Linked DNA regions of Homo sapiens: region 1 is linked to region 2. A link is a loop called in an ENCODE intact Hi-C map of the cell type or tissue named here. Cell type or tissue: PC-3. All regions are shown on one strand. Links, peaks and the distances in the headings refer to the core of each region. The heading gives the core; the rest is flanking DNA.

The links. Peaks named below come from ENCODE experiments on the same cell type or tissue, not always from the same donor. Only the 100,000 strongest peaks of a DNase experiment are listed, where the experiment ranks them.
Region 1: it touches region 2 in a loop (20-fold over the local background); 6 of 110 quality-filtered maps call a loop at or near these places.

The regions. Positions count from the first base shown.
Region 1 is chr19:51,799,561-51,815,194 of GRCh38, reverse strand. The region is part of intron 1 of FPR3 (formyl peptide receptor 3); the gene reads right to left. It also overlaps a transcript of ZNF577 not described here. Among named protein-coding and RNA genes, the nearest start is that of FPR3, 12 kb to the right of the region's middle. In PC-3, for the core only: CTCF peaks have their summits at 4,765, 6,407 and 7,600; DNase peaks (open chromatin) are centred at 4,774, 6,384, 7,744, 10,184 and 2 weaker places; H3K4me3 peaks cover 947 bases; H3K27ac peaks cover 4,154 bases.
Region 2 is chr19:52,229,385-52,245,018 of GRCh38, reverse strand. It overlaps LOC105372449 (a long non-coding RNA gene), which reads right to left and starts at 13,592. Exons shown (of 3, transcript XR_001753993.2): 1 at 13,505-13,592. It overlaps PPP2R1A (protein phosphatase 2 scaffold subunit Aalpha), which reads right to left. Exons shown (of 15, transcript NM_014225.6): 15 at 15,501-15,634. It also overlaps the pseudogene VN1R99P. In PC-3, for the core only: a CTCF peak has its summit at 7,041 (motif pointing right); a DNase peak (open chromatin) is centred at 7,028.

The DNA.
Region 1 (15,634 bases), core at 3,126-11,125, 430 kb after region 2:
GTCACTTGATTTTTGTGGTGGTCAGCCCTAACCTGAGCCTATCAAGGGACCTCGCCCTAAATAACCTCACTAACATAAAATGAGATGTGATAAAAGGTGGCTCGCGCCTGCAATCCCAGCAATTTGGGAGGCCGAGGTGGGCGGATCATTTGAGGTCGGGAGTTCAGGACCAGCCTGGGCAACAAGGTGAAACCCCGCCTCTACTAAAAATACGAAAATTAGCCAGACGTGGTGGCAGGCGGCTGTAGTCCCAGCTACTTTGGAGGCTGGGGCAGGAGAATCTCTTGAACCCAGGAGGTGGAGGTTGCAGTGAGCTGAGATGGCGCCACTGCACTCCAGCCTGTGGGACAGAGTGAGACTGTGTCTCAAACCAAACCAAACAAACAAAAAAAGTGGTTTTTAGGCCGAGTGCAGTGGCTCATGCCTGTAATCCCTGCACTTTGGGAGGCCGAGGTGGGCAGATCACCCGAGTCAGGAGTTCAAGACCAGCCTGGCCAACATGGCGAAAACCCATCTTTACTAAAAATACAAAAATTAGCCCAGCAGAATGGCACATGCCTGTAGTCCCAGCTGCTCAGGAGACTGCGGCAGGAGAATCACTTGAACCCAGCAGATGGAGGTTGCAGTGAGCCGAGATCACACCACTGCACTTCATCCTGGGTGACAGAGCTGGACTCTGTCTCAAAACAAAAAAACAAAACAAACAAAAAACAAAAACCTTGAGAGGTGAGGCAGATGCATGAGAGAGTACCCGTTATCCAATATCATTACCAAGATTAACCCCTTAACCTTCTGCTCCAGAGGGAGATAATTTGTGGGACCTGCAACGCAGCTCTAAGGATTAGTTAATAGACAAAATTACAACAAATTTAGTTCAAATATCTTAATCTGAGAAGAGTTAAAGGTCTAAATCGGAGGAGATGGGCCCTTTCTGAGATTTTAAGCAACATCAGGACATTGTCCTCCGGCTGAAACAACACAACCATGAAGACAAGTGGAGACGCAGAAAACAGGAGTCAACTATTTTTTCTTTTCTCCCCGAATCACTATACCAAAGGATGTTTTCAGTGATAAAGTATAGTAAACATATGAAGCACATAAACCAAGAAGGAATTTACTATTACAAAAAGTTTTGCAAGGAGATAGAATCTGAGTCTAAATAAAAATTGGTTTTCATTTAAGCCCTTTGCTTCACCATCCTATTGGCTTTCTTCCAGGGGCTTCTTGAAAGTGACCACAGAATGGCTGCCACTGTTCTGGACATCACATCAACGGGCCCTCCAGAGCCAGAAGGATGAAGATAAACAAAAAAACTGGCTTCATTCACATGCCTGTCTCATTTTATAAAGGAGGAAAACATCGGCCAGCTGCGGTGGCTTATGCCTGTAATCCCAGCACTTTGGGAGGCCGAGGTGGGTGGATCACGAGGTCAGGAGATCGAGTCCATCCTGGCTAACACAGTGAAAACCCATCTCTACTAAAAATACAAAAGCAAAATTAGCTGGGCGTGGTGGCAGGCACCTCTAGTCCCAGATATTCGGGAGGCTGAGGTGGGAAAATGGCGTGAACCCGGGAGGTGGAGCTTGCAGTGAGCCGAGATCACGCCACTGCACTCCAGCCTAGGTGACAGAGTGAGACTCTGTCTCAAAAAAAAGGAAAACATCCCATCCTCCTTTATAAAGACTCCTTCAGAGTCTCTTCAGGACCTGTCCTTATCTTTCACCACTGAAACATGACATCCTTAGATCATTCCCTGGGCCAAAAATAAAAATAAAAATAAAAATATAAATGAGGTTGCTCATACCAAGGTGATGGTATTAAAAGGTGGAGGTTTTCAATTATGATTGTTCTGCCCTCATAGGTAGGATGAGTGCCTTATAAGAGTCCTATAGGCACTTGTCTTTCCCTTTTACCATGTGAGGACTCATAGAAAGCACTGTCTGTGAGTAATGGCCCTCACCAGATACTGCATCTGCTAGCACCTTGATCTTGGACTTTACAGCCCCCAGAACTGTGATCAATAAATTTATGGGGTGTGTGTGTGTGTGTGTGTGTGTGTGTGTGTGTGTGTGTGTTGAGACAGAGCATCACTCTGTCACCCATGCTGGAGTGCAGTGGCGTGATCTCGGCCCATTGCAACCTCCATCTCCAGGGTTCAACCAATTCCCTTACCTCAGCCTCCCCAGTAGCTAGAACTACAGGTTCACCACCATGCCTGCTAATTTTTGTATTTTTGGGTAGAGACAGAGTTTCACCATGTTGGCCAGGCTGGTCTCAAACTTGTAACCTCAGGTGATTCACCCACCTCAGACTCTCAAAATGCTGAGATTACAGGCATGAGCCCCCACGTCTGGCCTAAATTTATGTTGTTTACAAATTATCCAGCATAATAAATTTTGTTATAGTACCTTGAATGGACTAAGAGACGAATTAAATGACTGTAATGTGTGTATCAAGTGAATCTTCTTAGAGGAGGTTGTCCTCAATGTAATGCTGCACCTGTGCTTATGGAGACTGTGGATGTCATTAAGCTCCTGTCTGCAAAGCTTGTGTGTGATGCCAAAGCTATGAGGGTACCCCTAGGTAGCCTGGAAAGGTGTATTGTGTTTCTTCAGAGGTGGAGGCAACTGTAGCTGAGGGTCTGTAGAAATAAGCACTTAACAGAACATGCTAGCCAAATGAATGAGAGCAAAATGTTTACCAGTTCTTGATTGAATAGTATTAGCAATTTTTAATAATATTAGATGTTAGATATGGGGGCCCTGATAGATGGGACTACAGCCTTAGTGCTGTAGTCATCCATCATAAGACATTCTTTGTGATATTTTTTATTTTCAGATATGGGAACAAGAAGCACTTTGGGCTGTTAAGTGGAGATGCAATGTGGATAGTCACCCTTTTATTAATCACGTTTTGTTTAACAAATTTTAATTATTGAAGGCCATTATTTCACCCTACGTTGGGCCATATTAACTATCTTAACTGGGGGACTAAGTGATCCCATTTTATCAAGCCAATCTCTAAGTGCAAACAATTTACTTTAATTTTAATGTATTATTTATTATGTCTACCTCCAACATATTCTGTTTTAGAGCAACCTACCTCCAACATAGGCTATTTTAGAACAATAGGTATGACTATGGGTAATTTAGGCAAGGCTGTAGTTAAAGCGAGGTATACTCATTTTTCAAAATTTTATATGTAGTTGCCTTCTCAAGACAATATGGGCAAAGTGAGTACATTTAGTGGGATCCTTGCAGGGAGCCGAAGACCCCATGGGATATGACCAACTCATCATTCCACTGGAGGCTATATGATCAAACAGCAAACTGTTTATCATGAATGCAGGATGTGGGCAAACTCACGACTACTCCCACTGCCAGAGGGTTTGCTGAGGGCGAGTCGCCTCCTGGTGCCGAGCTCCTTGTCCACTAGAGGCAAGGTGCCCCCTAACTCCTTCTTCCAGAGATACTCTTTTGTCTCTTGTCTTTTATTCCCGTGTTCATCCCCCTTTGTTCAGTCCACCAGGGATCATGGCACGTTACATAGTGGTGCCCCGAACAGCGACAGAATCAGGGGCTCTACAAGTGGCACTCAAACAGGCGACAGTCTGAACACGGGACTATGAGGATGTGAATGAAGAAGATCTCCTGGAATAGAGGAACTGAAATTGACAACGCAAATGGGGACCCTGGGATGAGTCAGCTGGCAGCGCACATGAGGTCAGCGCCTAAAGAGGTACTGGGATCAGTTCCTTAAAGAAGTACTGGGAATGGGAAGTTTTCTGAATCACGGTAACATGGGGCAGAATTCGTCTACTGAAAAAAATAATTATGTGCAGTTGCTTAGAGTTCTGTTGAAACAAACTGGTGCTCAGGTTAGTTCTCAGACATTAACTTAGCTGCTGCAGGAGGTTATTACACATAACCCATGGTTTCCACAGGCAGCACCCTTGATGTGGAAAATTGGGACAGAGCAGAAGGATTAAAATGGGCTCATCAAAAAGGTCTTAAAATTGATCCTTCTGTTTTCTCCACTTGGAGTTTAGTTCATACTGTACTTCTGCCATTATCTCCTTATTATTCTGTGGGACAACAGGCTGAATCTAAAAATCTGAAAGAATCTGTTGTCCCACTCACAGCTCCAGATGAAAATAAAAAACAGGAGAGGGAGGATAAAAATTGGCCTATACAGCCTCCTCCAGTTGCAGAAACATCTGTATTGCCTCCTTTGGTAGCAGAACTAGAGACCCCAATACAAAGAATTTTATGCTCTGCTGCCATAGCTGGAGAGCCCCTAGGACCTTGCACTTTTCCTATTTCCATAAGGCCTGATCCCAACAATCCACAGCAGGTTATTCATGAACACACCCCACTAGAGTAAGTTGTTGAAGGAATTAAAAGCGAGAGTGGTAAATAATGGCATACAGAGCCGGTTGACCTTAGGATTGCTAGAATCTGTGTTTGGTGCTATGCGTTTTTTACCCTTTGATGTGAGACACTTGATGCGAACTTGCTTGTCCACTAGTGCATATCTGACATGGAATTTAAATTGGCAAGAAATGTGTGCAGACCAGGCTAAACAGAACCATGTTGCTGGACACGGAGACATTACAGAGGATATGCTATTAGGTAATGGCCCTTATTCAGACCTGGAAAGTCAAATGGCACTCCCAGACGCTGCTTATCAGCAGTGTGCACAGGCTGTTAAATGCACCTGGGCCGCAATTCCTGAAGAGGGAGTCCCAGTACAATCCTTTTTACATATGCAAGGGTCACAGGAACCCTATGTGCAATTTCTTACAAGATCACAAGAGGCAGTGAAGCGTCAGATTCCTCATACCACGGCTGCAGAAATGCTAACCTTAACTCTAGCTTTTGAGGATGCAAACGCGGATTGTAAACATGCACTGGCACTGGTGAGGTGTATAAAAAACTTGGGAAGTTTTCTCAGAGCTTGTCAAGATGTAGGAACTGAGCTTCATCACTTTGCAATATTAGCGCAAGCAGTGGCTAATTTAGCAGTTGACAAATCTAAAAGGAGCCAAGGGTCAAACCCTAAAGTGGGAAAATGTTATAATTGTGAAAAACCTGGACATTTTAAAAAGGAATGCCGCCAGATCTCAGTACAGAAAGGACCTTACAATGCAGTGCCCCACCCAGTGGAAAAAATGCCAGGACTTTGTCCTTGCGTAACAGAGGAAATAACTGGGCTAATCAGTGCCGCTCAAAATTTCATCAGAATGGCACCCCCCTGCTGGGAAATGAGATGGGGGCCTGGACCCAGGCCCCACAAACAATGAGGGCATTCCCAGTCCAGACCTCAACCCCGTTCCAGGCATGGGTTCCCAGAGGCACATTGATTCCCTCACCCCAGGAACACAAGGAGTGCAGGATTAGATCTCCCAGTCAAAGAATGGGTAATGTTAGTTGGGGCAGACAAACCCATCAAAGTTCCCACTGATATTTGGGGACCTTTATCAGCAGGATATGTGAAACTAATTTTAGGCAAAATCTGCCTTAACTTACAGGGCATTACTGTAGTCCCAGAAGTTGTTGACTCTGATTATGAAGGAGAAATTCAAGTAGTTTTAATGTCACAAGATCTTTGGGTTTTGAGCTGGGACAATATACTGCTCAATTATTGCTTATTCCCTGCAAATCACACCCTTCTCCATGAAAGGAGAAATGAGAAAATAAAGAGGTTGGGAGCACAACTACATGAGAAATCTATCTATCCCAACCCATAGCCTCTAATAGACCTACCTGTGTAGTACACATTAAAGGAAAGAAATTTTATGGGCTTATGGATACGGGAGCTGATGTGTCAGTCATATCTAAAGACAGTTGGCCCCCATCCTGGCCCTTGCAATTAACTTCTACATCCCTAGTGGGAGTAGGAACAGCTCAAAGTGTTCAACAGAGCACTGAGATTTTACCTTGTCTTGGTCCAGATGGACAGTCATGTACTTTTCAGTCTTATGTTGAAAATATAGCTATCAATTTATGGGGTTGAGACTTACTTATAACATGGAATATGAGACTTACAAATGAAAACTTTGATAACCCAGGATTTAAAATGTTGAAGAACATGAGATATCAGAGGGGAAAATGTTTAGGAAAATTTCTTCAAGGAAATCCTAACCCAATATCAGTAACTGGAAAAACAGATAGAAAAGGGCTAGGACGTCAGGATTTCTGACGAGGGTCATTGATATTTCTCCTCTGCCCACTGCCTCACTATTAGAATGGCTCAGTGACAAACCCGTGTGGGTGGATCAATGGCCCCTATCTCAGGAGAACCTGATGCAACTTCAGCAGCTAGTAAAAGAACAATGGGATGCCGGACACATAAGCTTGGAATTCTCCAGTGTTTGTTTTTCCAAAAAAGTCCGGAAGATGGCGACTACTACATGATTTAAGAGCTATTCATGTACACATAAAACTGATGGGTGCCTTACAAAAACTTTCACCATCTCCAGCGGCTATTCCAAGAGACTGGCCTCTTGTAGTAATAGATCTTAAGGATTGTTTCTTTACTACACCCTTACACGAGAAGGATAAGCCTTGATTTGCATTCTCTGTGCCTTCTATTAATCAAAGAGAACCTGTTTCTCATTATCAATGGAGAGTTTTACCCCAAGGCATGCTTAACAGTCTTACGCTATGTCAGCATTTTGTAGGACAGGCATTAAAGAAGCCTCGGAATATGTTTCCTACTGCTTACATCATTCATTATATGGATGATATTCTTTTGGCTGCTCCTACAGATCAAAACCTACATCAGTTATTCAGAGAAACAAAGCAGGCTTTGACTAAATGGAATCTCAAAATAGCTCTAGAAAAGGTACAAACAACTTCCCCATACCAATACTTAGGAACTATTGTTACAGAGAGAAGTGTATGGACTCAGAAAGTAGTTCTCCATAAAGACAGGTTATAGACTTTAAATGATTTTCAGCAGTTATTAGGAGATATTAATTGGCCATGACCGATGTTAGGTATTGCTACCTATCAACTTACACATATTTACCAAACCCTGCACGGAGATTCTTTAAATTCCCTGCAGCAACTAACTAAAGAGGCAGAAGCCAAATTACAGCTTGTAGAGCAAATGTTACAGCAGAGACATGCCTCATGGCTACAACCACAAAAACCTTTGCTTTTGTTTATTCTTCCTACCCCCTACTCTCCAACAGGACTTTTGGGCCAGTTTATAGACTAGTCTGTAACAGTAATAGAATGGTTCTTTCTATCTAATCAAACAGTCAAAACCTTGCAAGTTTATCTTTCTTTAATTACACAAATTGTGACTATGGGCAGGCATAGGTCACAAATGCTTACAGGATATGATCCTGACAAAATTATTGTTCCTTTAGACTCTCAGCAACAAGCTGCAGCTTGGGAAATGTCGACTGCCTGGCAAACTGCTTTCGCAGACTTCATGGGCGTGATAGATAACCACTACTCTCAGACAAAATTTTACAGTTTTATAAAATCCATTCTTTCATTCTTCCTGTGATTACTCATCACAAACCTATTCCAGGTGGACAGACTTATTTTACTGATGGCTCTTCCAAAGGTCATGCTGCCATCTATGGACTAAAACATACTCAAACAATAAGGATCTCTGGGGTTTCAGGTCAATGCTCAGAGCTAGTTGCAGTCAGCTGTGAGGTTTTACAGCTCACAGCTTCAGATCCTATCAACTGCAGGGACCCGAAGGCCCATGGGACGTGACCAACTCAGCATTCCACTGGAGGCTATATGATCAAACAGCAAACTGTTTATCATGAATGCAGGATGTGGCAAACTCACACTGCGCTGCCACCAAAAGGTTTGTGGAGGGCCTCACTCCCTGGCTCCTTGAAGTTATCTATTGAGAGTTATCTATTGAGAAATCTAGCGCCTACTGTTTTAAGAATGCAGTCTTGCAAGCCTGCTGTGAATCAGGCTGCTAGCCAGCAACCACCCCCCCCACTTCCTGCTATCTCTTTTGCCTGATAAATACGGAGGGCTGTGTAAAGCTCAGGGCCATTGTCCACTAGAGGCAAGCTGCCCCCTGACCGCTTCTTCCAAATATACTCTTTTATCTCTTGTCTTTTATTCCCACGCTCGTCCCCTTTGTTCAGTCCATCAGGGATCGTGGCAGGCTACAATCAACATTGTCAACCATAAAGACAGGTTACAGACTTTAAATGATTTTCAGCAATTATTAGGAGATATTAATTGGCTACGCCCGATGTTAGGTATTGCTACCTATCAACTTACACATCTTTACCAAACCCTGCAAGGAGATTCTTCTTGTTCAGCTTATGTTGTAAATTTAGCCATTCGCATAGAAACTGCTACAGTTAAAAGTACGCTAGACCCAGAACTGCTTAATTTGTTTCACTTATTCTCATATGCTGCATGGTACATGCCAAACAGGTGAGACAGCTGGTCATGTACAGCGACATTGTCTGTCATCATTTGCTCATATGGGAATACCTAAACAATTAAAAATTGACAATGGACCTGCTTATACTAGTCATGCTTTTCAAAATTTCCTACAGCTTTGGGCTATAACCCATAAAACAGGAATTCCTTATAATCCTAGAGGACAAGGCATTATAGAATGGGCACATCAAACATTACAACGAATGTTGAAAAGACAAAAAGGGGGTATAGGAGGCCAACTACCACCTCAATCAAAACTACATTTAGCCTTATTTACTTTAAAATTTTTGACTCCTGGTACGGATGGTAAGACTCCAGCAGAAAGACATTGGCAAGTGTTAGAGGAAAAGAGGAAAGTTTATCTGAAAGTGTTATGGAAATCCCCAGAAGAAGGACAATGGAAAGGCCCGGTGGATTTACTGACATGGGGAAGAGGGTATGCTTGTGTGTTTACAGGAGATTGACAAGCCATGTGGGTGCCCTCAAGGTGCTTGCAACCCTGGAATGGGAGACTGGAGAAACATGGGGTGGCCAACCATGGGCCCAGTCCCTCCGGTACGAGCCATGAGTCAGCTGAGCCTGAGTGCAAAGATGGAGAGAAGGCCGACTGGAGTCACGACACAGTCTTAATGTTACATTTGTAAAGAATATCACCACTCAATTTGTGGTTTGTGTTTTTAATCCTTATGTCTTTTTGGCAGCTCAGAAGGACCAGCTCCAGGTAAACAATACCCAGTTGACCTGTAAATCTTGCCAGTTATATCACTGCATTAATCATAGCACATTGCGAACACATAATATCTCGACTTTGATGATTTTAGGTTGCATCCCTGGGCTAGGGATTCCTGTTAATCTGTCCGAGGCTTGGGCTGCCACACCTGCTTTGCATTTTGTGAAACTTCTTCTACTTCAGGTTACTTATTGTGCCCGTAGAGCCTTAGGCATGATAATTTTTGCTATCGTTTCCTTGGTCACACTAATAACTTCTGTTGTGATGTCCTCTGTAACTTTGCATAGTTCTGTTCAAACGGCTCAGTACGTAGAGAATTGGACACGTACAGCCAACCAAGCGAGGCTACTTCAGAATAAAATTAACACTGAGTTACAAACTGAAGTGGCAATGTTGAAATCCATGGTTCTGTGGTTAGGGGAACAAGTATAAAGCTTGCAGTTGCAGCGGCAATTGCGCTGTCATTTTAATCACACTCGTATTTGTGTAACCAACTTAGAATATAACAAAAGTGAGTATCCGTGGGACCTTGTGAAAGCCCATTTGCAAGGAGCTTTCACATCCAACATCACCTTTGATATTAGTGAATTACAAAACAAAATTCTTGATTTAAATAGGCACACTCAAGAATTTCAGCCTTCTTTAGAAGACTGGACTGAATTCCAGGAAGGCCTGGAGAGCCTCAACCCTTGGACCTATCTAAAGTACCACAGTAACATCTTATATGTAGTTCTTGGAGTAATGTTGTTTTGTCTCTGTCTTCTGTTTATAGTCTGTAAAATCGGATGGACCGCCAATCGGAGAATGAGAGCTGCCCAGCCTGGTCTTACATTCTTTCAATTAATTCATAAACAGGGGGATATGCAGGGAGCCGAAGGCCCATGGGACGTGACCAACTCAGCATTCCACTGGAGGCTATATGATCAAACAGCAAACTGTTTATCATGAATACAGGATGTGAGCAAACTCACGACTGTGCCTGCCGCCAGAAGGTTTGCTGAGGGCAATCGCTTCCTGACGCCAAGCTCTTTGAAGTTATCTACTGGAACATCTAGAGAATGCAGTCTTGCAAGCCTACTCTGGACCAACCAACTGACCTCTTCTTCCACCCCCCTTCTCACTATCGCTTTTCTCTAATAAATACAGAGGGCCGTGTAAAGCTCAGGGCCTTGTCCACTAGAGGCAAGGTGCCCCCGGACCCCTTCTTCCAAATATACTCTTTTGTCTCTTGTCTTTTATTCCTGCATTCACCCCCCTTTGTTCAGTCCACCAGGGATCATGGCAGGTTACATAGTGGCGCCCCGAACAGCCACAGAATCGGGTGCTCGATAGATCCTCATATATAACTATAATTTGAGCCCCAATGTAAAGTCCATAAATTTTTGTCAATTTGAGCATTTTTGCTGTTGTTGAAGTTAAGTTAGTACCTATGTTGTAAAGGCACAAAACCAAATCAGTGCCTTTTTATCCTTTTGTTACATAATTTTTTTGGTATAAAAATTAATATATGAATTTTGAATTCCCAATCAAATCAAATTGTAAAACTTTGTTTTGATGCGGTTATATATTAAATGTACATAATTCACCTATTTGTCCTATGTTTACATTAAAATATTATATACATATATACATATGATGTATTTAATTTCCTTTTTATCACCCTCCCATTAGAAGTTTGTTCATAAATCAGTAAGTATTCCAGGGCTAGGATTACGTTTCCTAGATCTGGATTCTGCCCAGTACTTAAATTTAAAGTTCCTCTTTTTTTTTTCTTGTACTCGTGACTGTGGTGTAGAACTGGAAACTGTGTCAAGGGTGACTGAGCCCTGAGCCTCGTATGAGAAAATTAAGCTTGTATTTAGACTGGATGCCGAGGCAACAGACCCTTATAAGCATTCACTGCAGTGAAGAAGGGTGATTAATGTTGGTTAGGCAGCTGTCAGTCTTGGCCAGAATTATGCCTTCAGGTACTCAAGATCCCTTTACACTCTTCTTCCAAATAGAAGAAGTAGAGCCATCCTTCCCAAGGATGAGATCCCCAACGTTTTATGTTGAAGTTTCTTTGTGATAAGTGTCCCATAACTTAAAAGAATACTTAGCTTCAAAGCCCCAATATACCACGATGCAATGAGAATTGGGAATCCACAATGGAAACTCCTAATGAGGAAAAGAAAAAAGGGAGATGTAGCGGACACTGTTCTACTGCAATTAACCAAGGCCAGTGGGAAGGAAAGGTAAGAATCCCCTGTCCTGGCAGTAGAGGGAGTCTATTAATTAGCCCATCTGGAAGCCCTGGCTCTCCTATCTAGAGGTCTCACGCTGTCCTTCGTGGCTCCTGACTTTCTGTCTTGCATTTTTTTCATTGTTCCTCATTTTCTATGGCCACAACTTAGTTGGGCATTAAAGAATATACATTTTTTTTTTTTTTTTGGAAATTGAAAGCATTTATAGGAGTCAAAAGTGTGAATGAAATGGTCAAACTGCTCTGCCTTGGAAATGCACAGAACTCTAGAGAAGACGAGAAGAATGAGTAAAGCAGTGGAGTGAGAGAGGACATTGATAACAGGATTCCTTGGTATTCATGTTGAGTGGTGTCTTTTGCCAGTGCATCAGGAAAGTATGTTACACAATACAAAATTGACAATTTCTGAGTGTTTTTGTGGAGAAAGCAAGGTAAAGGGCTGAGTTATGAGTTTATTTATTTAAATACAAAGTCATTAGGCAGTTGTTAGTGAGAGTACTGTATTGAAGTGGAAACTCAAAATTTAAGGTGTTCATGAAAATGGAAGCCACCTGGGAATTTATAAATATTGCGCACATGAGGATGAGAATTTACTAGACATGACTTGGTTCACGTTATTTTAATTTTAGTTAAATTAATTTAATTTAATAAAATAATTTGTAACAGAGATAATTTTAATTAGACATCAAATGTTTCTCACTTAAATATCTAGGTGACACTATTTATTGATTCATTAATTCAGTATTTATTGAGTGCCTACCACATGTCAGACACTATTTTACACATAGAGGGTGAGGATTCATCTGTAAGCAATACAGACCACAATTCCTGCCCTCAGACAGCTTACATTCTTATTATATGAAAGGAACCATATGAAGTTTGTATACAGTTGTATACAATAAAATAATCTGTAACGATGTAAATGAAAGAATAAAAATAATCATGTTAATATTGGCAGATATTACATTTGAAAACATTTAACATCCATTCATAATTTAAGCAATAGAAGAAGAGAACTCTTAAAAAGTAAGAATAGAAGACACCTTCAACAGTCTGATTAAAAAGAGAAAGATACAAAAAGGTGACAGCAAACATTACACTTAAGGGTAAAGTAATTAAGTTTTCCCTTTAATATATACTATCTCATCCAAGCCTTACAAATCCCCACCACTCTTTCTGTTTTCTTGTAGTTTTTTTCCACTTCCACTTACCCCAGGGTACAGGCTGAGGTCCAGAAATTAGAAATGACACCCACAATAGCCTCATTTTCTATTTCTTACTCTCAAATTGGGGGGCATGGAAGTATTTTTTCCTGATTAAAAACTTCATCCACTCATCCTTGAATGGCTTAATATGACTCAAGGGTAGATAAAGCTGGGACTGGCATGAGGGTAGGATGAGAAAGGGCTAAAAAATATCCCTGACCCCCTCCTCTCATTGCCTGTACCTCTACCTCTGCAGGAGGTGAAGCAGTGTTGGTAGCTCTGTCACTGGTCTGGGCTGAAGAGCTGAGGCAGCCCTCAACAGCCCGTCTGCTGTAGTCATCCATCGTAAGGCATTTTTACGAATTTTTTTTTTTTCAGATTTGGGAACAGGAAGAACTTTTGGGTTGCTAAATGGAGATGTGGTGTCGATAATCACGCTTTTATTAATTCGGTTTTATATAATAAATTTTAATCCTTGAAGGTGCTGTTTCAACTTCTATTGGGCCGTAATAAATTATCTTAACTGGGGGACTAAGGGGCCTCATTTGATCAAGCCAATTTGTAAGTGCCAAAAGCTTACTTTAATTTTAATTTGTTATTAATTGTGTCACAGAATCTATGTCCAACATAGAATATTTTAGAGCAATGACTGTATGACTGGGAAATTTAGGCGACGCTACAGATAAAGTGAGGTCTACTCATTTTTCAAAATTTTAGTTAGCTTCTCAAGATTATGGGAGTAGAGTAAGTAAATTTAATGAGATCCCTATGTATAACTATAATTTGAATCCCACTATGAAGTCCATAAATTTTGTCAATTCGTGCAGCTGGAGTGCAGTAGCACAATCTCGGCTCACTGCAACCTCCACCTCCCAGGTTCAAGCAATTGTCCTGCCTCAGCCTCCTGAGTAGCTGGGATTACAGGCACCCAGCATCACGCCCGGTTAATTTCTGTACTTTTAGTAGAGATGGGGTTTCACCATGTTGGCCAGGCTGATCTCGAACTCTTGACCTCAGGTGATCTGCCCACTTCGGCCTCCTAAAGTGCTGGGATTACGGGCGTGAGCCACCGCGTCCGGCCGCTAATGTTAGAAGTTAAGTTAGAACCTATATTGTAGAGGAACAAAAGCCAATCAGTGTCCTTTTTGTCTTTTTTTACATAAACTTTTACTACAAAAATTAATATATGGATTTTGAATTTCCAGTCAAACCAAATTGTAAAACTGTTTCAATTTGGTTCTATATTATGTATACATAATTTATCTATTATATATTTACATTAAAATATATGCATATATAATGGATTTAATTTCCTTTTGTCACCCCCATATCTAGAAGTTTCTTCATAAATTAATAAATAATCTAGGGCCAGCATTATGTTTGCTAGACCTGGTTTTGGCTCAATACTTAAAGTTAAAAGTTTCTGTCTTTTTTCTTGGACTTGTAACTGCCTAGAGCGTCAGTCTCTCTGTTATTTTTTTCTATTTTCTTTTTTCCCCCATCAGTCTTTTAGCCACTTGAAGCCAAAATTCTTAGTTTCTGTCCTAGTTGATAAGAGTAAAAGGGGAAGGAGGAAAAGGGCCCGGTGCCACTGGACAGTCACCTCTCTCTGGGAAGGACCCATTACAAGACAATGAGTCCCTCTCCTCTCTTTTTTTTCTATTTCACATAAAATCTTTAAAGTGACTTGCATTTCTAGGCATCTAATATTTATATACTTTTTATTTCCTAACCTCACTCTCTGGATGTTTACTGGACAAGATCCCAGTGGTATGGAGTAGCACTCTGCTGTTTTCACTTTACACATTGTTACCAAAAAAGAAAAAAAAATGGTATTGAGAGTTAGTCCAAACTGCACCACTTTGTAAGCCCCCCACCATTTTGCAGACTTTGGTCAAAGTGAAACATTCCATGGGGTTTCGGGCCATGAGAAACATCCTGCCCAACCACCTGACCACAAGGCACACGAACATCCTTATCACACTCTGCCGGGCAAAGGCCCAAGGAACATCACTATCACATTCTGCAGGAACAAGTGCCAAACCGCCTCATCATGGGAACATGTTATCAACATTTTCCCAGGCAACGGGCCATGCTCCACTTCCAGACCTCTCCCACCCAGGCCTGTAATTGCCCCAGCCTGTAAGCAGTGGTGGGCACTGGCACCTCTGCAGGTTTATACTGGACATAAATGCCTGCATTTGCTGTTGAGACACTCTGTCTTTGTGTGTCTTTCTTTAATCTCACTTTCTCTTCAAAACCGAACAATGAGCTCCACTTGCACTGGCCTTGTAGGCAGCCGCTTTTCTTTCCAGGGTGACCCGATCGACCTCTGAGGGGCTGGGAGAACGAGAAGTGATAGCACCAAGGAATGCAGCAACCAAGGAGGCACTGGCCTCAGCAGCACCGGCTCTTGCAAGGTGCCCTGGGGACTCAGGTGCAGTTGCCGTGTCACAGGTTAGAGTTAGGCGACTGGACCCTTTCACCCAGCTCCCCTTCACTGACACACTGAAGCCAGCATTCTGTCATCCTCTTCAACTTCACTATGGTGGAATCGCTGCTCCCCAGGAGCCTGGTGGCCCATGGCCCTATCATCAGCAAGATGGAGGTAGAGCTGAGGATCGAGCCATGGGCTACCGGGTGGCCAGCTCAGCATCCTGGCCAGCTCTCTCTGGCTGGAGGCCAGTACTTTGCTACTTAGAGCCAATACAGGCCGGACCACTACCGAGGCCCTAGGTCACCAGAGAAGCATGTATGGCTCAAGGGGCAACATGCCCTCCAGTAGTGGCCCCCTGTCAGGGGCCTGATCCCAGAAAGGGTTTCTGATGTCCCACAGGGAAACACCCTCATTACAATAGGATCTGCCCTCCTGCAGCTGCTGGGGAGCCTGGAGCCTCAAAGAGCCGTCCACGGTCACTGGAATTTCTGGAGAATCTCCAAGTTAACTGCTGAGGACAGCAGTACTAAGCTGCACGAAGCAGCAAAATGGAGCACCAGCAAGCAGTAGTGCCGTCTGGGC
Region 2 (15,634 bases), core at 3,521-11,520:
AGATTTATGGTGCTCAAGGATTGTAGTAAATAAATATATATGTTGTTCACACACCTCATAAGAATCACACAGTACATTTACAGTATTTTTAATAATATGCTTATACTGCCTCCATGATTATAATGAAGAGTAGGATAGAGCTAGAAAAATTACCTTATCCTGTGCAGAAACCATATATCTGAAATCATTTCCAGAATAAAATTGTTTTTTAAGAAATCTAACTCTGTATAAATGATGCGCTTAATGGAGACAGTGATTGTCCTCCACGGAAAACCTCTGTGCTCTTAGGATTATGGTGAGGCTGCTTTCCCTCTTGAGGTTAGGGAAGTAGCATTTAAGGGAAGGGTAACTTTACTATTAAGAGTTGCAAACAGCAGTAGTCAGGATCAACTGTATCTTGTGTTATTTTTCCTGGTCAAAAATATTCTGCATAACTCTTTAATTTTTTTTTTTTTTGAGATAGTTTTGCTCTTTTTGCCCCAGATGGAGTGTGTGATTTTGGCTCACTGCAACCTCCGCCTCCCGGGTTCAAGCTATTCTCCTGCCTCAGCCTCCCGAGTAGCTAGGATTACAGATGTATGCCACCATGCCTGGCTAATTTTTGCACTTTTTTTAGTAGAGACAGGGTTCCATCACGTTGGCCAGGCTGGTTTCGAACTCCTGACCTCAGGTGATCCACCGACCTCGACCTCCCAAAGTGCTGGGATTACAGGCATGAGCCACGGTGCCCGGCCTATCCTACTCTCTCATTCTATGAGGCTATTTCAGATTACACACACAAGTGAATCATGCAGTATTTGTCCTTCACTGACCGCCTTACTTACTTAGCATAACGTCCTTAAGATTTATCCATGTCGTCATCTCTTGCAGAATTTCCTTCTTTCTAAAGGCTGAATAATGTTCCACTGTATATTCACACATCCCATTTTTTTCGTCCATTCATCATTCAATGGATAGTTAGGTCGTTTCCACATCCAAGCTATTGTGAGCGGTGCTGCAATGACCATGGAAGTTCTGATATCTCTGAGGTCCTGATTTCAGTTATTTTGCTATATACTCAGAAGTGGGAAGGCTGGATCATATGGTAATTGTCACTATTTTATTTTATTATTTTATTTTATTTTAGAGACAGAGTTTCCCTGAGTAACTGCAGGTCTGCAGGCGTGCACCACATCTGGCTTCATTTTAATTTTTCTGAGGAACATCTGTATCATTTTCCATATAGACAGCACCATTTTGCATTTTCAGCCACAGCGTATAAGAGTTACAATTTCTCTGCCTCTTTGCCACACTTGCTGTTTTGGGTTTTTGCTAATAGTAATTATAAGAGGTGTGAAGTGATGCTTCACTCTGGTTTCGACTTGTATTTTCTGCAGAATCAATGACATGGAGCATGTTTTTATACACCTGTTGGGCATTTGAATGTCTTCTTTGGAGTAATGCTATTCAAGCCTTTAACCCATTTTAAAATTGATCTATTACTTTCTTGTTTTAGGAGTTATTTTTTGCTATTGAGTTGTAAAAGTTCACTTTACTATGATTTCAACATCCATAATGCTCAAGATTTTGTGTTCTCCAGATTCCATTTTGCAGATATTTCTTCTGTTTTAATGTATTTTACAAATTACACTACCCTGCTAATAGTTTCACATAACTTGTACATTAACATATTGATTTCTGACTGATCAAAAATTACCAATAATTGAGTTTCTATCTATATTGTTTTATTACCTGTTAGTATTTCATGTTTAACAGTCTAGAAACAGAGTAATATACTTCAATAATTTCATTGATAAATGCTGTAGTATTTTCTCCTCCTATTGGATGAGTTAATGAGTTTTTCTGCTACCAAAGTAATATTGAGCCATTCTTGCATTCAGTAAATCCAACTTGTACCAGGGGAAGTTTCCTTCAGGATTATACTCTAAATAGTGCACCAACAGTGTATTGGGATTTCAAAGGTTACTGACATTGGATATTGACTTATGCAGTAATTCTTTACACAGGAATGGAAACTTGTTTTGAACAAAATTATAAAATAAAATACCAGAGATGGAAAATAAAATGGCATGGTAAACAAACAAAACTAACTAGGTCCAGATTTTTTGAAAACACAGCTGAATGGTCTGTTAGGATAGCACAGGCCTTAGCAATCACCTTTGCAGACACCCTAGTCAGGTGCAAGTCTCCTCTCAGCTCCTAAGCAGCTTGTGAATTTCCACAAATCACTGCACCTCTCTGTATCTTAAGTTCCTTTTGTCTCTACAAGGAAAAGTATGCCAGTGAATCCATCATACAGTTACAAAAATCAAAGAAGGTATACATATCACATTACAGCAGTGATTCCCATATCGTAAGTGCTCTTTAAATGTTATACATTCAACCCTAGAAAGCCTCTTTGCAAAACAAAACTTTAAATGTTTCTCAGTAGAATACGGGTTTTTCCATTGATATTATTAATGGATAATATCACCTCACCTACACTTCATGTTCTCTGCAGGATCTTCTGGCTCTAAAGATGAATATCAGTCACTGGGAACTCGCAGAATGGCCTCCAGGGAGTTGGCAATAGGAATGATCTACTTGTCGTAGAATTTTGTTGGAATCCTGAAGAGTTTCTGTCTTCTTTACTATTATGTCTTCTTTTACTTAACAGGATGCAGGTTGAGGACCACAGATTTGAATTGGAAGCACCTGATTATAGCCACTTCTTACGCATTCTGTTTAAGGGTATCCCCAAGACACACCTCTGTATGCAGCACCAAATCAATGTCAGATTTTATATTGAATAATTTCCTTCATGATTTTGGATTCTGATTTGCTATCCTCACAGAGTTGGTAGGGTGTGACCGTTGGCACCACCTGTGCCTGCAGTGTTTCAAGCCATCATGATGAGCCCCAGGAACTCCAGATGTATAGAATTTAACATAAACTATCCTAAGTATATGGAGCTTTCTATTTTCCTCTACTGGACCTTGAATATGCTGATAAATATGGTTTTACCCTATGCGTGTGATTGCCAAACAGCAGCAGAAACATTACAAACAAAACAAGATAGGATAGTTTTCTTCTGTATTCAGGACAAAAATCAAAGAATCAGCATATATAGCATTGGTATTATTCTCTTATGTTTCTTGCTGTGGCTGTTAACCTGTGCCTGCGTCTTCATAAATTTTATCTGGTACAGACACAAGTGGAAGCTCACACACATTCTTAGCACCAATATCCCCACCCTGAACTTCTTTTAACTCTTTTCGGTGATATGTATTATTATTTTTTATTTTTTTAATAGTTTTTTTAAAATTAAATTTTAAGTTCCAGGATAAATGTGCTGGATGTGCAGGTTTGTTACATAGGCAAATGTGTGCCGTGGTTGTTCGTTGCACCTATCAACCCATCACCTAGGTATTAAGCCCTGCATGCATTAGCTATTTATCCTGATGCTCTACCTCCCCTCCACCTCTTCGACAGGTTCCAGTGTGTGTTGTTCCTCTCCCTGTGTCCATGTGTTCTCATTGTTCAGCTCCCATTTATAACTGAGAACATGTGGTGTTTGGTTTTCTGTTCCTGTGTTAGTTTGCTGAGGATAATGGCTTCCAGTGATATGTATTTTGATTAAGTCAAAGACTTATTATAGGTTATAAATCACAGTTCCCTGGAATTTCACAAAAGAACATAACTCTTTATGCAGCACATGGATGAGGAAACAATACTGCCAGTTCACCAGAAGTTCCTCTGTGCTAAGTCACTATCCTCAAGGCTGTCGTTCTGTTGGAACTATTTGTAGAAGTGTTGCTGTCAAGATACTGGTTTACATTTATTCCAGTATTTAAGAGATTAAATCACATTTGTCTGTTTGCTACTTGATATAAATGAAATCAGCATAAATTATTTCATATTTGGCTCCTATATTCCATAAGAATTTTTTGTGAATATATCTTTATGATTATGGTTTTTGTTGTTTGTTTGTTTGTTTTGATATGGAGTCTCGCTCTGTTGCCCAGGCTGGAGTGCAGTGGCACGATCTCATCTCACCACAACCTCCACCTCCCGGGTTCAAGCAATTCTCCTGCCTCAGCCTCCCCAGTAGCTGGGACTACAGGCATGCGCCACCATGCCTGGCTAATTTTTGTATTTTTAGTAGAGACGGGTTTTCACTATGTTGGCCAAGCTGGTCTTGAACTCCTGACCTCGTGATCCGCCTGCCTCAGCCTCCCAAAGTGCTGGGATTACAGGGTGAGCCACTGTGCCCGGCAACAGAGTGAGACTCTGTCTCAAAAAAAAAAAAAAGTTAAACTCCAAGACACATATGCATCAGTTTCTTCAACCCAGGAACAAAAGAATAACTGAAAATTGCCCTGCAAAAAAGGCAAATCAGTTTTATCCTCAGACAATATCTAAATTCATGTAGTATTAGAGCTTTCTACATGAACTCTAGAGTCGCTGAAACTCAAGCTAGTAAGACATTCATTGGCTGAATCCCAAGGAAGAAACTAGGGTTTCCACAAGCACTGCTAAGATAGAGGAGAGTCAATAGAGGAAGAAACCCACTACAGCATTTTCTCCTACCTTGAACAGAGGCAGTTATGAGTCCTACATCCAAATAGCCACCTCTGAGACCCTTCTCTTCCCTATAGGTTCTCCCCCTCTTCCTGTAATGTCAACCCGAGACTTCACTGGAGACTGAAATTGCAAAGACTAGTTTAGAAATAGAAATTTAAAAAATAGAAGTGGGCTGGGTGTGGTGGCTCACGCCTGTAATCCCAGCACTTTGGGAGGCCGAGGCGGGCAGATCACCTGAGGTCAGGAGTTCAAGACCAGCCTGGCCAAAGTGGTGAAACCCCGTCTCTCCTAAAAATACAAAAATTAGCTGGGCATGGTGGCAGGCACCTGTAATCGGGAGGCTGAGGCAGGAGAATCGCTTGAACCCGGGAGGCGGAGGTTGCAGTGAACCGAGATCACACCATTGCACTCCAGCCTGGGGAACAAGAGCAAGACTTCATCTAAAAAAAAAAAAAAAAAAAGACTAGAAGTGAAGTTGTTTTGAAAAAAAATCCCCAGGATTTCTCTTTCTTTTTGTGACAAACTCTGTTTTAATTCCATTTCTTTAGATTCTGTATTTGTCTGTTTGGCACCTGTCCATCACAGGGCCAATTATATTTATTATATTTCCTTATTTTCTGTGTTCTTTGGTGCTGTGACTGTGTCTTCCCTGACTGGGTAGAGACTGCCCATCTTGGGGCTAGCACATTCTTAGATGTAGAAGTGGGTTTCCTGGAGCCAGCCTTTCCTATTAAAATTTACCCACCCAGAGCCCATGCCCCAACCCTCTCCATGTCAAACTCTCACACACCAAGCCAATATTCTGCTCTCCTAAGTCAACACAAAGCCAGGTACCAGACAACTAGGAACAGCCCCTTTCCCCAAGGCCCTCAGGAATGCCTCAATCTGGCCAATCCTGAACTGTGCACCCTGCTCTGCCCTGCCTTTCCTTTAAAAATCCCATTGGCCTCTCTGTGTCATCACTCAGTTACTTTTCTAAATTAAGACCCATGCACTGAATAATGTCAGAGCTAGAAGATAGAAGTCTGCTTCTGATGTGGTGAAAATTAAGAACAAAGGGATTTTACAGAAGGTTGAGAAAAATGCCCTCTTTGGTTAAATCCTGTAATTTTAGATTCTGTGAGCATCAGAAATCAGGAAGCAAGATCCAAAACATCTATGACTATAATATGAAGCCTCACACATGTGCAGTGATTTATATTTACCACCTCCTTTCACGTGCAGAATGCCCTGTGAGACTCACAATATCCCTGCGAGGAATGCTGGCAACTGCTATATCACTGGAGGATTCAGACTTAGAAAAGTTAACGATTTGTCCAAAGACAGCAACAGGAAGTTCTGCGTCTAAAACCAATCAGTACTCTTCACACTACATCTCAGCAGTTTCCCTCTAATGGAGAAGACCCCTTGGTGACTTTGTTATCCTTTAATTCCTGAAAATGGGCAAACAATAATAATGGGAGATGTACGCCCAGATTCTGCTTTCTTTATACCTCCCTGTGAAACCTCTCCTTTCTGAGAGGCTCAAGCTGTAAGAACTGACATCCTCAGAGACTGGCAACCTGGAACTCATGAGGAGAGATTATTAGAAACTCATAGAGGTGTCAGCATTGAAATGGGAGATTCTGCTGGGTGCATTGGCTCACACCTGTAATCCCAGGACTTCAGGAGGCTGAGGCAGGTGGATCACTTGAGGTCAGGGGTTCGAGACCAGCCTCAGCAACATGGCAAAGCCCTGTCTCTATTAAAAATACAAATAGCCAGGTGTGGTGGCGGGTGCCTGTAATCCCAGCTACTCGGGAGGCTGACGCAGGACAATCACTTGAACCCAGGAGGCAGAGGTTGCAGTGAGCCGAGATTGTGCCACTGTACTCCAGCCTGGGTGACACAGCGAGAGTCTGTCTCAAAAAAAAAAAAAAAGAAAGAAAGAAAGAAAGAAAAGGCAGATTCTTGCCTTGTGTGTTAATCTGCTCAGGCTGCCATAACAAAATGCCATTGACTAGGTAGCACAAACAACAGATATTAATTTTCTTAGTGTTGTGGAGACTGGAAGTTCAAGATTGAGGTGAAGGCAGGCTTGCTGTTTTCTCCTTGGCATGCAGATGGTCGCCATTATGAAGTGTCCTCAAAGTCTTTATGTGCACGACACTCTGGTGTCTCTCTCTGTGTCCATATTTTCCCTTTCTATAAGAACATCAGTCAGATTGATTGGACCCCACTCTAACACCCTCATTTTAATTTAATCGCCCTTAAAGGGTTCTATCTCAAAACACATTCTAAGGTACTGGAGATTCGGGGCACTTCAACATTTAGATTTGGGTAGCAGCACAAAATTTTTCACATAACACCTTTCAGTGATCCACCCTTTGGCCCCTTTTGGCTGAGCAAAGTGGCTTATGCCTGTAATCTGAGCACTTCAGGAGGCTGAGGTGGAAAAAATCCCTTGAGCCGAGTTCAAGGCTGCAGTGAGCCATGATCGCCACTGGGTGGCAGAGCAAGATCCCATTTACTGAAGCAAAAAATGAACTAATCAGGGAATTTAGGATACCCATCACATTAAATGCTTATCATTTCTTTGCGTTGAGAACATTTTAGATCGTCTCTTAGCTATTTTGAAATGTACAATAAATTATTGTTAACAATAATCTCTACTGTGCTAACAGTAGAGCTTATTCATTCTAACCATATCGTTGTACTAATTAATCAAAATTTCTTCACCACCAGCACCCCAACTTTTTGCTGTACAGAAGTTTTGGATATAATCCCAATTGTCTATTTTTGCTTTCATTGACTGTGCTTTTGGGGTCATATCCAAAAATCATTGCTTGGACAAATATGATGTAGCTCTTCTCCTATGAATTATTCTAGTAGTTTTATAGTTTCAGACCTTATGTTTAAGTTGTTAACGCATTTTGAGGCAATATTTGAATAAAAATCGGATTAGAAAACCCCAATTTTATTGTTTTTCTATGTAGATATCCAAATGCATCCTTCCACATCATGTGTTCTTGGCACTATTGTTGAAGTCAGCTGACCATGAATGCATGGGCTTATTGCTGAGCTCTCTATTCCATCCCATTGGTCCATCTGTCTGTTTTCATGCCAGTGTCATATGTTTTGATTAGTATAGCTTCATAGTAGATGTTGAAATCAGGTAGTGTTATACCTCCAGCTTTGTTTCCTTTACCCAAGATTACTTTGGAAAATTTGGGGGGTTTTGGGTTTCATATGAATTTCAAGATTGTTTTTTCTATTACTGTGAATAATGCCATTAGAATTTTGATAGGGGTTGCACTGAATCTGCAGATTGCTTTGGTTAGTACGGACATTTTAACACTATTAATGCTTCCAATTCCCAACCACGACATATCTTTTCATTTTTTTTGTATATTCTTCAGTGTTTTATCAACATTTTATAATTTTCTGTTTACAGGTTATTCACCTCTTCAGACAAAATCACTTCTATGTATTTTATTGTTTTGCTGGTTATTGAAAAAAGATTGTTTTGATTTCTTTTGCAGAGAGTTAATTGTTAGTATATAAAAATGCAACTAATTTTGCTCACCAATTTCTTATCTTCAAACTTTTTAAAGTTCATTTATTATCACATTATTTCTAACAGTATTTTTGTTTAGTCTTGAGTTTTCTGTGTATAAGATCATTACTAAACAAGCATAATTTCACTTTTCTTTTTTATTTGAATGCTTTATATTACTTTTTCTTGCCTGATTGCTCTGGCAAGAACGTTCACCACTATGTTAAATATAAGTGGTGAGAGTGTGCTTCCTTGTCTTGTTCCTGATCATAGAGGCAAGGCTTTCAACTGTTCATCTTTGGGCATAGTATTAGCTGTGGGTTGGTCATATGTGGCGTTTGTTGTGCTGAGGTACATTCCTTCTATACCTAATTTGATGAGAGTTTTTATCATGGAAGAATGTTGAATTTTGTCCAATGCATTCAGTGAATCTGTTGAGATGCTCATATGGATTATGTTTTCATTCTTTGTATGTGGTGCATCACATTCACCGATTTGCATAGGTTGACCCATCCTTCATCCAGGGATAACCTACCACTTCATTATGGTAAATAATCCTTTAATGTGTTGCTTTTTTTTTTTTTTTTGAGATGGAGTCTCACTCTGCCACCCAGGCTTCACCTCCTGGGTTCAAGTGATTCTCCTGCCTCAGCCTCCTGAGTAGCTGGGAATACAGGCACCTGCCACCATGCCCAGCTAATTTTTGTATTTTTAGTAGAGACACGGTTTCACCATGTTGGCCAGGCTGGTCTCGAACTCCTGACTTCAGGTAATCCACCCACTTCAGCCTCCCAAAATGCTGGGATTACAGGCATGAAGCCACCGTGCAGGCCAATTTTTTTTTTTTTTTTTTGCTAGTATTCTGTTGAGGATTTTTGTATCTAAGTTCATAGGGAATGTTGACCTGTAGCTTTTTCTTGTATTATCCTTGTGTGTAGCTTTGGCATCAGGGTAATGCTGGCCTCAAAAAAGAGAATGGAAATGTTTTCTACTCTTAAATATTTTGAAGGAATTTGAGAATGATTGGCATTACTCTTTTCTTAATGTTTGGTAGAATGCTGCAAAGAACACATCATGTCCTGGGCTTTACTTTGATGCAAGTGTTTTATTACTGATTGAATCTCGTTTCTCATTCTTGGTCAGTTCAGATTTTTAATTCGTTTTCGTTTTTCTTAATTTTATTTATTTGAGATAAAAGTCTCCCTCTGTTGCCCAAGCTGAAGTACAGTGGTGCGATCTAGGCTCACTGCAACCTCCACCTCCCCGGTTAAAGTGATTCTTGTGCCTCAGCCTCTCAAGTAGCTGGGATTACAAGCATGCACCACCACACCCAGCTAATTTTTGTATTTTTAGTAAAGACACGGTTTCGCCATGTTGGCCAGGTTGGTCTCAAAACTCCTCACCTCAAGTGATCTGCCTGCCTCAGCCTCCCAAGGTGGTGGGATTACAGGGGTGAGCCACTGGCACCTGGCCTAATTTGTTTTCCTCAATTCTGCATTAATGAAAGATACTTTCTATTTCCTCATGATTCAGTCTTAGCAGGTTTTATCTTTCTAGGAATTTCTCTACTTCTTTTAGATTGTCTAACTTGTGGGCATATAGTTGTGGATAATGTTGTCTTATGACCTTTTGTATTTCTGTGGTATTAAGTGTAATGTCTCATCTTCCATGTCTGATTGACTCTTCTTTTTTCTTGGTTTGTTTGGCTAAAGGTTTGTGATTTATCTTTTCAGAAAAGCAAACTTAGTTTCAAGGATCTTCTCAATTGTGTTTTTCTGCTCTCTCATTTTTTTCTGATTACACTGGATCTTTATTACTTCCTTCTTTTTACTGACTTTGAGTTTAGTTTGCTTGTCTTTTTCTAGTTCCTTAGGGTGTAATGTTAGGTTTCAGAGACCTTTGTTGTTGTTGTAGGCATTTATTGCTCTGATCTTCCCCCTTAGAACTGCTCTTGCTGCTTTCCACAAGATTTAGTATGTTGTGTTTCTATTTCTGTTTGTCTCAAGATACTTTAAAATCTCTCTTGTGATTTCTTTTTTGACCCATTGTTTGGGAGCATGTGGTTTAATTTTCCCATATCCCTCCATCTTGAAATTCCCCGTTATTGATTTCTAATTTTGTCCCATTGTAGTAGGAACTAATACTTGATATAATTTCAATTAAATTTGATAAGATTTGCTTTGTCTTATCTATATGATCTGTCCGGAGAATGTTCCATATGCCTGAGAAGAATGATACTCTACTACTGTTTCATGGAATGTTCTGTGTATGTCTGTTAGGGTACATTTGGTCTAAAGTGCAGTTTGCATCCAACGATTCCTTATTGATTTTCTGTCTGAATGATCTGTCCACTATGGAAAGTAAGATATTTAAGCTCCCTACTAGTATTGTATTGCAATCTGTCTCTCCCTTCAGATTAATATTTGCTTTATATATTAAGGTTCTCTGATGGTGCACATATCTACATTTACAATTCTTATATCCTCTGGATGAATTCACCTCTTTATCATTGTATAATGACAATTTTTGTACTATTATAGTTTTTCCTTAATGTTTATTCAACCTCTACTCTGTTTTGGTTTCTATTTGCATAGAATATCTTTTTCTAGTTCTTCACTTTCTGTGTTCTTAATGGTTAAGTTAGTCTCTTCTCACAGCATATACTTGGGTCTTTTAAAAAATTATTATGATATTCTGTGTCTTTAAATAACTTAATCCATTTACATTCAAGGTATTTATTTATTTGATGGAGTTTTGCTCTTGCAACCTCCGCCTCCTGGGTTCAAGCGATTATGCTGCCTCACCCTCCCAAGTAGCTGGGATTACAAGTGCCCGCCACCATGCCCAGCTAATTTTTTTTATTTTTAGTAGAGACAGGGTCTCACCATGTTGGCCAGGCTCATCTCGAACTCCTGACCTCAGGTGATCCACCCGCCTTGGCCTCCCAAAGTGCTCAGATTACAGGCTTGAGCCACAGCGCCTGGCCTCATTCAAGGTAATTATTGATAGTTAAGAACTTACTCCTGGCGGGGCGCAGTGGCTCATGCCTGTAATCTCATCACTTTGGGAGGCCAAGGCAGGCAGATCACAAGGTCAGGAGTTCGAGACCAGCCTGGCCAATATGGTGAAACACCGTCTCTACTAAAAATACAAAAAAATTAGCTGGGTGTGGTGGCAGGCACCTGTAGTCCCAGCTACTCAGGAGGCTGAGGCAGAATTGCTTGAACTGGGGAAGTGGAGGTTACAGTGAGCTGAGATTGCACCACTGCACTCCAGCCTGGGTGACAGAGTGAAACTCTGTATCAAAAAAAAAAAACAAAAAAAACCTTACTCTTCATTTTATTATTTCCTCATTGTTTTCTAGATTCTTTGTTTCTTCCTACTCACTTGCTGTCTTTGTTATTAGATGCATTTATGAACTGGTATGTTTAGGTTTCTTGCTTTTTATCTTTTGAATACTTACTATAGGTTTTTTGCTTCATGATTAGCATGAGTCTTGCATATAACATATTTTACTTATAAATGGCTATTTTAACCTGATAAAGTTAACTTCTATCACATAGAAAACACTACACTTTTATTCTTCCACCCACATTTTATATTTTTGATGTTAGACTTCTTTTATATTGTATATCCCTAAACAAGTTAATATGCCTATTATGTTTAACAGTTTTGCCTTTTAGACTTTATACTCAATATATAAGTGATTATCATACTTCCATTACAGTGTTAGAGTATCCTGAAATTTGATTCTGCATTTACTTTTATCAGAGAGTTCTATCCTTTCACGTTTCCACGTTACTACTTAATGTCCTTTTTTTCATATTAAAAAAAAACTCCCTTTATCGTTTTCGTAAGACAGGCCTAGAAGTGATATACTTGCTTAGCTTTTGTTTGTATGGGAAAGTCCTTATACAACGTCCTTCATTTGTAAAGGACAGATTGCTAAGTAAATTATTCTTAGCTTCCAGGGTTTTTTTCTGCTGTAATGTAATAATATCAACCTACTGTCCTCCTGGCCTCTAAGAGTTTTTACTGAGAAGTCTGCTGATAGCTTTATAGAGTTCCATTGTAAATGATGAGTCTCTCTTCTTTTGTGCCTTTAAAACTCTGTCTTTGGGCCGAGTGCGGTGGCTCATGCCTGTAATCCCAGCACTTTGGGAGGCCAAGGCAGGCAGATCACTTGAGGCTAGGAGTTCAAGACCAGCCTGGCCAACATGGTGAAACCCTGTCTCTACTAAAAAATATAAAAATTGGCCAGGTGCGGTGGTGCACACCTGTAGTCCCAGCTACTTGGGAGCCTGAGGCACGAGACTCGCTTGAACCCAGGAGGCAAAGGTTGCAATGAGCCAAGATGGTGCCACTGCACTCCAGTCTGGGTAACAGAGCAAGACTCTGGCTCAAAACAACAAAAAACAAAAACCCCTGTGCTTTTGTCTTTGATTTTTGACAGTTTATTACAACACGTCTTGCTGAAGTTTTATTTGAATTAAAACTAATTGGAGACCTTTAAGCTTCCTACACCTAGACATTTATCTCTTTTCCCAGGTATAGACATTTTTGGCTACTATTTCTTTAAATAAGCTTTCTATAGCCTTCTTTCTCCTTTCTTTCTTGAAATCCTGTAATGTGAACTTGGCTCTTTTGATGCTGTCCTGTACATCCTGATGACTTTATTTTTTTATATTCTTTTTTCTTTCTTCTCCTCTGAGCATGTATTTTCAAATAACTTATCTTCAAGTTCACAAATTCTTCCTTCTTCTTGTTCAATACTGTTGTTACCTCTCTATTGCTTTTCTCATTTCACACTCCACAATTTCTGGTTTTGATTAGGTCAGAGTATACATAGATATCTAAGAGATGAGGCAGTACAGCTGATATTTGGGTTACATACAGAATAGCAGGGGAGTTATTAGTGTATATAAAGTATGATGAGAGAATGAAGGTGGGAAGTAAGGAGGCCCAAAAGATCAAGTGGGGTCAGCACAGGTGGTAGTGAACCCATGCCCAAAGAGTTAAATAAACCAGTAACTAACAAAGATTATGAATTTACAGAACAGCAGATAAGAAATAACTTTCTGAAATGCTCAAACTCCCTCTACAAAACTGGCCAAAATTGGTTGAAACCAATATGGCCAAATGGAGTTTGCACAGACCAAGCATGCTGATGTCACAGCCTGAATTTCCTCACCATGTTTCAAACTCCCACTAAATGTGCGCATGATGCATGAGGAGACATGAAGAGAACTGTGCATGCCTGAAGACTTTCCAGACCTCTCCTTTCCTTCTACCTATCACCTGAGAACCCCAGAATCCACCTCCTAAACGTTTTATAATTAAATTACTGCCTTAAAACCAGCACAGGGAGACAGATTTGAGCTTGACTCATCTTGTGAGTCAACTTACAATAAAAAACTTTTCTTTCTCAAAAACCTGGTGTCAAAATATTGGCTTCCAGTGCCTCAGGGAGAGAGCTCCTTTTGCTTGACAACAGTAGTATCAATTAGACCAGATGGTATAACAGGGACTGCAGGTTCATCTTTTCTTAGTGCCTTTCCCCACCCTTAAGAATCTTTTGGGACTGTTCCATTGCTGTGTGATGCAGGCACAGAACTCAAGAGTGAACATGCTGAGAATTCTCGATGCCAGGCTGCCCAAGGCCACAGTGAGCATCAGATAAGGGAGAACTATTCCTTTGTTCTGAAGACTTCATGACTCAGGGCTGAGCTCAATCTAAATGACATGCAGCATTATTTTCTACTTACTATGTAGTCTAGGGTTCCTCCTGTTTCTCTGCCACCTAGAGATCAATTCATTTTTATCAATATTTGGGAAAATCAGTGACATAAATCAGGTAAGAGGACCCTAGATCCAGCCTCCAGGATCCTGCCCTTTGCCTGTTGATCCTGCCCTTTGCCTTTGCACTTTTCTAAATAAATTACACTAGCACAGACACACTGACATGCAGACTCTTGGGAGATACCAGCACATAAGCACTTCAGAGCAGTTTGGGGATGACAGGTATCAGAGTGAGGGCTAGGCTGGGGCTTCTATCTGAAGTTCATAATCTATCTGTGTGTGTCGGCTAGCTCCTGGGAAAATCCCAGGGTATTTCTGTGGCCATGGGGGAGATTATTGAGACAGGGCAGGATCCCTGCAGAAGTGTCTCCCAGACACTTATTATTTCCCTTTTCATATGAAGATCTCTGGACCAAGCCTCCATGATAGGGCTGATCTGGAGACCACTGCGGATGCTGTGAAAGCCTCTGATCACATAGGAGAGTAAGCTCTGGCCTCAGAAAGCAGGATCCTATCCAAGAGAGCTCCATGCTCCTGGAGGTGAGATTCTGTATGCTCCTTCAGTAGAAGGCCACAGACTGAATAATCAATTGAGAATCGCATATCTTTTAGTTTCCCAAAAAAGAAAAATTTTTAAAGTATTTTTATCCATGTTAAGAGTAACAGCTACTCAGGAGGCTGAGGCAGGAGAATCGCTTCAACCCAGGAGGTGGAGGTTACAGTGAGTGGAGATTGCACCACTGCCCTCCAGCCTGGGCAACAGAGCGAGACTCCATCTCAAAAAGTAAACAAAAATGGCTGGGTGCGGTGGCTCACCCCTGTAATCCCAGCATTTTGGGAGGCTGAGGCGGGCGGATGATCTGAGGTCGGGAGTTTGAGACCAGCATGACCAACACGGAGAAACCCCGTCTCTACTAAAAATAGAAAATTAGGCGGGCGTGGTGGCGCATGCCTGTAATCCCAGCTACTTGTGAGGCTGAGGCAGGAGAATCGCTTGAACCTGGGAGGTGGAGTGCCAGTGCACTCCAGCCTGGGCAACAAGAGCAAAACTCCGTCTCAAAAAATAAAATAAAATAAAAGCTTAGTATCTGTACAAAATATACGAAAAAAGAGGAGTAACAGCAAAGGAACACAGACCTGAATTAACTCAACAGTATTCATGAATAATAAACATCTGCCATTTGCCTAGAGAGTGAGATTGGAGTTCTAGCCCCTCATTCTTATTTTCAGCATCAGGGAAGGCCCATTCTCCCTACTGCTCTAGAATATGCACAGGGTACAGGAACAGCAGGGTGGGGACTGAGCCTAAGCCCAAGCTAAGGGGTGGGTGGAAGCAGATTCCCGCTACTCAGCTTCTGTCAGGAAAGGCATGTGCTCTTGGGGACAGAGAGCAGTGATTCCCCATGAAGAGTTGGGGCCTCAGGTTTCCCTTCCCTCCTCCGAAGTCTGGGAAGGACCCAATCAGCCAACCCAAACTTCGAGCTACTAGTCTCTTACCCTTCCTGGAGGCCGACTGGGAAAAATCCAGCCCTACAAAGCCTGTAACCCCCCACCACCTTGCAGCTCTGTATGGCAAGACATCGAGAGAGCGGGGAAGGCCTGCTGGAGTCAAGGCCTGGCACTAAATCTTTATTGGATTTTCTCTTTTTGACAAGTTCCTGAATTATTATTTTTTTTCATATGGGGTCTTGCTCTGTCACCCTGGCTGGAGTGCAATGGCCCAATCTAGGCTCACTG